Linked DNA regions of Homo sapiens: region 1 is linked to region 2. Evidence: read pairs that join two places in POLR2A ChIA-PET (ENCODE). Cell type or tissue: GM12878. All regions are shown on one strand. Each heading gives the region's core, and the rest is flanking DNA. Links, peaks and the distances in the headings are about the cores only. Region 1 overlaps QPRT (quinolinate phosphoribosyltransferase). Region 2 holds the start of PRRT2 (proline rich transmembrane protein 2).

Region 1 (2,898 bases), core at 121-2,620, 130 kb before region 2:
TGATTATCTTGCCTCAGCCTCACGAGTAGCTGGGACTACACGTGCTTCAGGCACTTGCTGCCATGTCCAGCTAATTTTGTAGTTTTAGTAGAGACAGGGTTTCACCATGTTGGCCAGGATGGTCTCGATCTCTTGACCTTGTGATCTGCCTCCTCGGCCTCCCAAAGTGCTGGGATTACAGGTGTGAGCCACCGCACCCGGCCTCTTTTGTTTTTTAGACGGGGTCTTGTTCTGTCACCCAGGCTGGTTGGTGTGCAGTAACATAATCATAGCTCACTGTTTGTAGCCTCCAACTTCTGGGCTCAAGTGGTCCTCCTGCCTCAGCCTGTGGAGTAGCTGGGACTGCAGGCGTGTGCCACCACACCTGGCTAATTAAAATAAATTTTTTTTTTTTTTAGAGATGGGTTCTTGCTGTGTTGCCCAGGCTGGTCTCAAACTCCCAGCCTCAAGCGATCCTCCAACCTCAGCCTCCCAAAAGTGTTGGGATTACAGGCATGAGCCACCGTGCCTGGCTCAAATCTTTTCATATGTGAACATCTCAGCATGTTTTCTTTCTTTCTTTTTTGAGATGGAGTTTCGCTCTTGTTGCCCAGACTGGAGTATAATGGCGTGATCTTGGCTCACTGCAACCTCTGCCTCCCAGGTTCAAGTGATTCTCCTGCCTCACTCTCCCAAGTAGCTGGGGATACAGGTGCCCACCACCATGCCCAGCTAATTTTTTTGCATTTTTTTTTTTAGTAGAGATGGGTTTTGCCGTGCTGGCCAGGCTGGTCTTGAACTCCTCACCTCAGGTGATCCACCCACCTTGGCCTCCCAAAGTGCTGGGATTACAGGCGCAAGTCACTGCGCCCAGCCTCATCATGTTTTTTTCTTAAAAGATAAAGACTTTTCTTTTTACTACAACCACAATACTATTGTCAAAACTAAACTTTAAAAATTTCCTTGGTGTTATCAAACATTCAATGTCCAGATTCCAGTGGTTTCATAAATAGCCTAATTTGCTTTTAGTTTGTTTGAATTAGGATCTAAGTAAAATCTACACTTTGTGATTGGTTAGTATGTTTTAAGAGTCTTTGAAACTTTATTTTTTTGATTAAAAAATGTTTAATTTAGAGATAGGGGTCTCACTATATTGCACAGGCTGGTCTCAAATGCCCCAAAGTGCTGGGATTACAGGTATGAGCCACCACACCTGACTGATTCTTTTTTTTTTTTTTTGAGATGGAATCTCACTCTGTTGCCCAGGCTGGAGTGCAGTGGCGCAACCTCGGCTCACTGCAACCTCCGCCTCCCAGATTCAAGCGATTCTCTCACCCCAGTCTCCCGAGTAGCTGGGATTACAGGCGTGCACCACCACACATGGATAAATTTTGTATTTTTTTAGTAGAGACAGCGCTTCACCATGTTGTCCAGGCTGGTCTCGAACTCCTGACCTAAGGTGATCTTAGGCCCACCTTGGCCTCCCAAAGTGCTGGGATTACAGGTGTGACCACCACGCCCAGCCAATATGTGGTCTTATGAGAGCATTGGTTCTTTTTTTTTTTTCCCTGAGGCAGGGTCTCACCCTGTTGCCTAGGCCAGAGTGCAGTAGCTCCATCATAGCTCACTGCAGCCTCCAACTCCTGGACTCAAGGGATCCTCCCACTTCAGCCTTCTGAATAGCTAGGACTACAGGCGTGTGTCACCATGCCCAGCTAATTTTTAAAATTGTTTTTGTAGAGATGGGTTCTCACTATGCTGCCCAGGCTGGTCTCAAACTCCTGGCCTCAAGCGATCCTTCTGCCTCGGCCTCCCAAAGTGTTGGGATTACAGGCATGAGCCACCGCCCCTGGCCGAGCATTGATTCTTGATCCTCATGTGCATCTGAGTCACAGAGCAGGGTGGGGGCTGGCTCTTCCCCAACCTGGATCCCTGGAAACTACCCCCAGAGATTCTGGTTCACTGGGTTGGAATGGGCCTGAGCATCTGAAAGTTTGAAAAGCTCCCTGTGATTCTGGTGTGCAGCCCAGGCAGAGGCCCCACTGTGTCCACTTCTCTTGAAAGGAGTGGTTCACACCAACACCCCCACTTCCCTACCTCCCGTGCGCTCCTCGAGCATGACAATGTGGCTTCTGCCCCCGACACATGGCACAAAAACCGCTCTGGCACAGGCCTCACAGTTGCTAAGTGCAGAGCCCCATCCTCAGTCTTCCTTCTATTTACTTCTGCTCACCTCCCAAAACCCTCTTCTCCTTCCCAGGTACCCACTCCTGATGATGCTTCTCTTTTTGTTGGACATGCCCTGTGGGTTCTTTATCTTATTATTTTATTTTAGAGACCGTGGCTTGCTCTGTCACCCAGGCTGGAGTGCAGTGGTGCAATCACAGGTCACTGCAGCCTCCAACTCCTGGACTCAAGCCGCAGCCTCCCGAGTAGCTGGCGAGTAGCTGGGACTACAGGCGTGCACCCCCATGCCCAGCTAACTTTTTCTTTTTTTCTTTTGTTTTTTGAGACGGAGTTTTGCTCTTGTTGCCCAGGCTGGAGAGCAATGGCACTATCTCGGCTTACTGCAACCTCTGCCTCCCAGGTTCAAGCGATTCTCCTGCCTCAGCCTCCTGAGTAGCTGGGATCACAGGCGCCCACCACCACGCCTGGCTAATTTTTGTATTTTTAGTAGAGACGGGGTTTTGCTATGTTGGCCCCGGAGTTCAATTTTTGTATTTTTAGTAGAGACGGGGTTTCACCGTTTTCACCAGGATGGTCTTGATCTCCTGACCTCGTGATCCTCCCGCCTCGGCCTCCCAAAGCGCTGGGATTACAGGCGTGAGCCACCGCGCCTGGCCACGGCAGCATCTCTTCTGAACTCCAGAGCCATTCCCTACCACCCTCTGGGCACCACCATCCACATCTCCTGCTGCC
Region 2 (2,898 bases), core at 302-2,801:
TCAGGAAGGCGAGGGATGCCCATGTACCACTCAGGCTAGGGAGACTTCTGGGCACAGGGAGGATCCTTGAGAACTGCTCTGTCTGGGTGAGGATGCAGGCTGAGGCCTCTGGGGTCCAGATAGGAAGTGAGCAACGGCTGTGTCCCAGGGGAAGCAGGCTGGGAAGGTGTGGGGTGAGGGCAAGGCTCTTGCCATTCAGATCGCGCTGTGATCCGTGGTGTTTCTCCTGTGCAGGTACTGGTGAGGTTTGTCCAATGGCGGCGGCAGCGGCAGCGGCGGCAGCGGCAGCAGCGGCAGCAGTAGCAGCCCCTCCCACAGCTGTGGGCTCCCTCTCGGGGGCGGAGGGGGTGCCTGTGAGCTCTCAGCCACTTCCCTCCCAACCCTGGTGAGCTCCAAGTTGGTTGCGGGGGAGAGGGGAGAATGGAGTAGAGTCCCTTGGTACAAGCTCCTCTCCCCCCTCTTTTCCCACCAACTCCTATTTCCCTACCAACCAAGGAGCCTCCAGAAGGAAAGGAGGAAGAAATGTTTTCTTAGGGGAATTCGCTAGGTTTTAACGATTTGTTTCTCCTGCTCCTCTTCTGTCAGACCTGACCCCACACAAACCTGTCCCCTCGGTTGTGTTGAAGTCCCCTGGACAGTGGGCAGGGGTGGCAGAGGACACGAGCAGCCACTGCCCGTACCCCCTCTCCTCTCTGTAAGCCCATGCCCTGTCTTCCCAGGGACTTGTGAGCCTCTTCCCTCGACGGTCCTCTTCTCTCCTTCCAGTCCTCTCCCCCTGCTGTCTGCAGCCCCTCCCCGGGGAGTTGGTGCTTTCTTTTCCTTTTTTTTTTTTTTCCAGGGGGAGGGAGGAGAGGAAGGAGGGGGATCAGAGCTGTCCCAAAGAGGGAAAGCGGTGAGGTTTGAGGAGGGGCAGAAGCAGGGCCGGCAAAGGTTGTACCTTCATAAGGTGGTATGGGGGGTTGGGGTCAGGCCCTGAACATCGTCCTACTTGAGAATCTGTCAGGGGAAAAAGTCAAGGGGAGCAGGAGGAAGAGCCAGGAGGGCCAGAGGCAGAGAAGAGATGGAGTCTTAGGGGCCAGGGTGAGCGAGGGGTCCAGGGCCTAGAGGTGCTTCCTGGGGGCGGGGGAATGCAGCCAGTGTCCCCCTCCCCTCTTCCACCCCAGCTCCAGCCCTGGTCTTGTCTTTTCATCCCTCTTCCCCACGACAGAAGAAGTTGTGGCCCTGGCCATGTCATCGTGTTCCTGTGTCCCCTGCATGTACCCCACCCTCCACCCCTTCCTTTTGCGCGGACCCCATTACAATAAATTTTAAATAAAATCCTGTTTCTGGCTCTGGATTGAATGAATTGCCCTCACTAAGAACTGCCGCCAACCCCAAGGGTTTCTTCTCGGCCTGGTGTCCGTCAATCCAGCCTTGCTCTGCCCTGTGAGGCTGTGAGGTTCTGGCTCCGCCCTCCCCAGGGGCAGCCTTACTGGCGGCAGCACAGATACAGGGCGGGGCCAAGGCTGTGGCTGTGGAGAGCAAGTTCCAGGTCTCTGGGGAATTCCCAACTCGGACAGGCCCAGAATAGCCCCTGGAGGTTTGAAGAGGCCCCGTCAGAAACCCAAACAGAGCTGCCAGACGGGAATGCCGCCCTCCCCCGTCCACACTCATGGCCGCTGCTCAGCCCCCAGCCGCATCCCTCCCCACGCGCGTCACGGCCCTGAGGCCATGGTGGGTGGATGCGGCTGCGGAAAGGCTGGGGAGTCCGAGCCCTAGGACTGGGAGCAGCGAGGTAGAGAATGAAAGCTGCACCTGTCCCTCATCCTGGGCATGGGCCACTCTGTGTTTACACGGGCTCCTCTGCCCAGCTCCTCCTGCCCCTTGGAATTCCCTTTCCTGTCCCCGCTCCGTCCTTTCCAGGGCCCCTTTTTTGAGCCTTCCAGCGCCAGTTTCTGCCGCTCCTTTCTGCAGGCTCCATTCTCTCCAAACCCCACCCTGCTCCTCCTCTGCAGCCTCCCCGCGTCTTGCCCCATCTTCCTTGCCCTCCTGCTCGTAGAGACGCCTCCACCCGGTCCTGCCTGTCTCACTGGTCCCGTCTCCTCGCAGAACCCTCTCCGTTTCCCCCAAATCCCCGTCTCTTCCAGGAATCCCGGTGACCGTTGGCGGGAGGGGCCGGGGACTTAAGAAGGAGGCGTCTCTCCTGGAGGCGCGCGTGAGAAGGGGCAGGGAGGGGGCGCGAGTGGTCCCCGGGCCGGTTGCCTGGGTAACGCGTGGCTCCCTTGGGCTGGCGGGAGGGGCCGGAGGCTCGCGAGGGGCGGGGGCGGCGACGGCGGCGGAGCGTAGGGGAGGGGACCGGAGAGGAGGGGATGAGCACACGGGAGAGGAGAAGAGGGAGACCCGCCGCCTCCCTCCCTCCCTAGCTGACTTGCTCCCTCCCGGGCTGCGGCTGCTGCAAAAGCCAGCAGCGGCAGCGGGAGCTGTCCGGAGGCCGGCGTCGAGGTGAGACCCGGGCAGACTGAGGCTGCGGGTAGGAGTGGACCGACCGACGGCTGACGCCGGGCGGACTGCACGGGAATGCGGGTGTCTGGAGGGCTGGTGGTGGTGCTGGGCGGGCTGAACCATCGGGAGGAGGCGCCAGCCCACCGAAGGCGAGGGAAGCCCCGGGAGAGGGGCTGACAGGGGATCGAAGGAGATAACCAGGTCCCCCAGAAAGGGGCGGGAGCGTCCTCGCCCTAAACGCGCAGCAAGAAAACCCGCACCGCCTGGGAGCCCAGGGAGGAGGGGAGGATGCAGAGGGAGTGGAATGCGAATGTCGGGTCCTCTGCCCAGTCGGCCTGTCGGAGTGCTATTTGCACAGCTCGTTGATTTTGGGGTGCTGGGATCTGAGAGTCTGGATCTTGTTGGATGGACCCAGGG

What was found. ChIA-PET counts read pairs that join two places held together with the same protein. Peaks named below come from ENCODE experiments on the same cell type or tissue, not always from the same donor. Only the 100,000 strongest peaks of a DNase experiment are listed, where the experiment ranks them.
Region 1: POLR2A ChIA-PET joins it to region 2 with 10 read pairs; 13 of 35 experiments call an interaction of 5 or more read pairs at or near these places.

What each region holds. Positions count from the first base shown.
Region 1 is chr16:29,681,825-29,684,722 of GRCh38, forward strand. The region is part of intron 1 of QPRT (quinolinate phosphoribosyltransferase); the gene reads left to right. Among named protein-coding and RNA genes, the nearest start is that of QPRT, 4.1 kb to the left of the region's middle. In GM12878, for the core only: no CTCF peak of the experiment used is centred there; no DNase peak of the experiment used is centred there.
Region 2 is chr16:29,809,843-29,812,740 of GRCh38, forward strand. It overlaps MAZ (MYC associated zinc finger protein), which reads left to right. Exons shown (of 5, transcript NM_002383.4): 5 at 235-1,322. The coding sequence ends at 389. It overlaps PRRT2 (proline rich transmembrane protein 2), which reads left to right and starts at 2,351. Exons shown (of 4, transcript NM_145239.3): 1 at 2,351-2,481. It overlaps MVP-DT (MVP divergent transcript), which reads right to left. Exons shown (of 4, transcript NR_186424.1): 3 at 193-331. RefSeq lists silencers at 1,724-1,803, 2,204-2,353. In GM12878, for the core only: no CTCF peak of the experiment used is centred there; a DNase peak (open chromatin) is centred at 1,499; H3K4me3 peaks cover 1,921 bases; H3K27ac peaks cover 26 bases.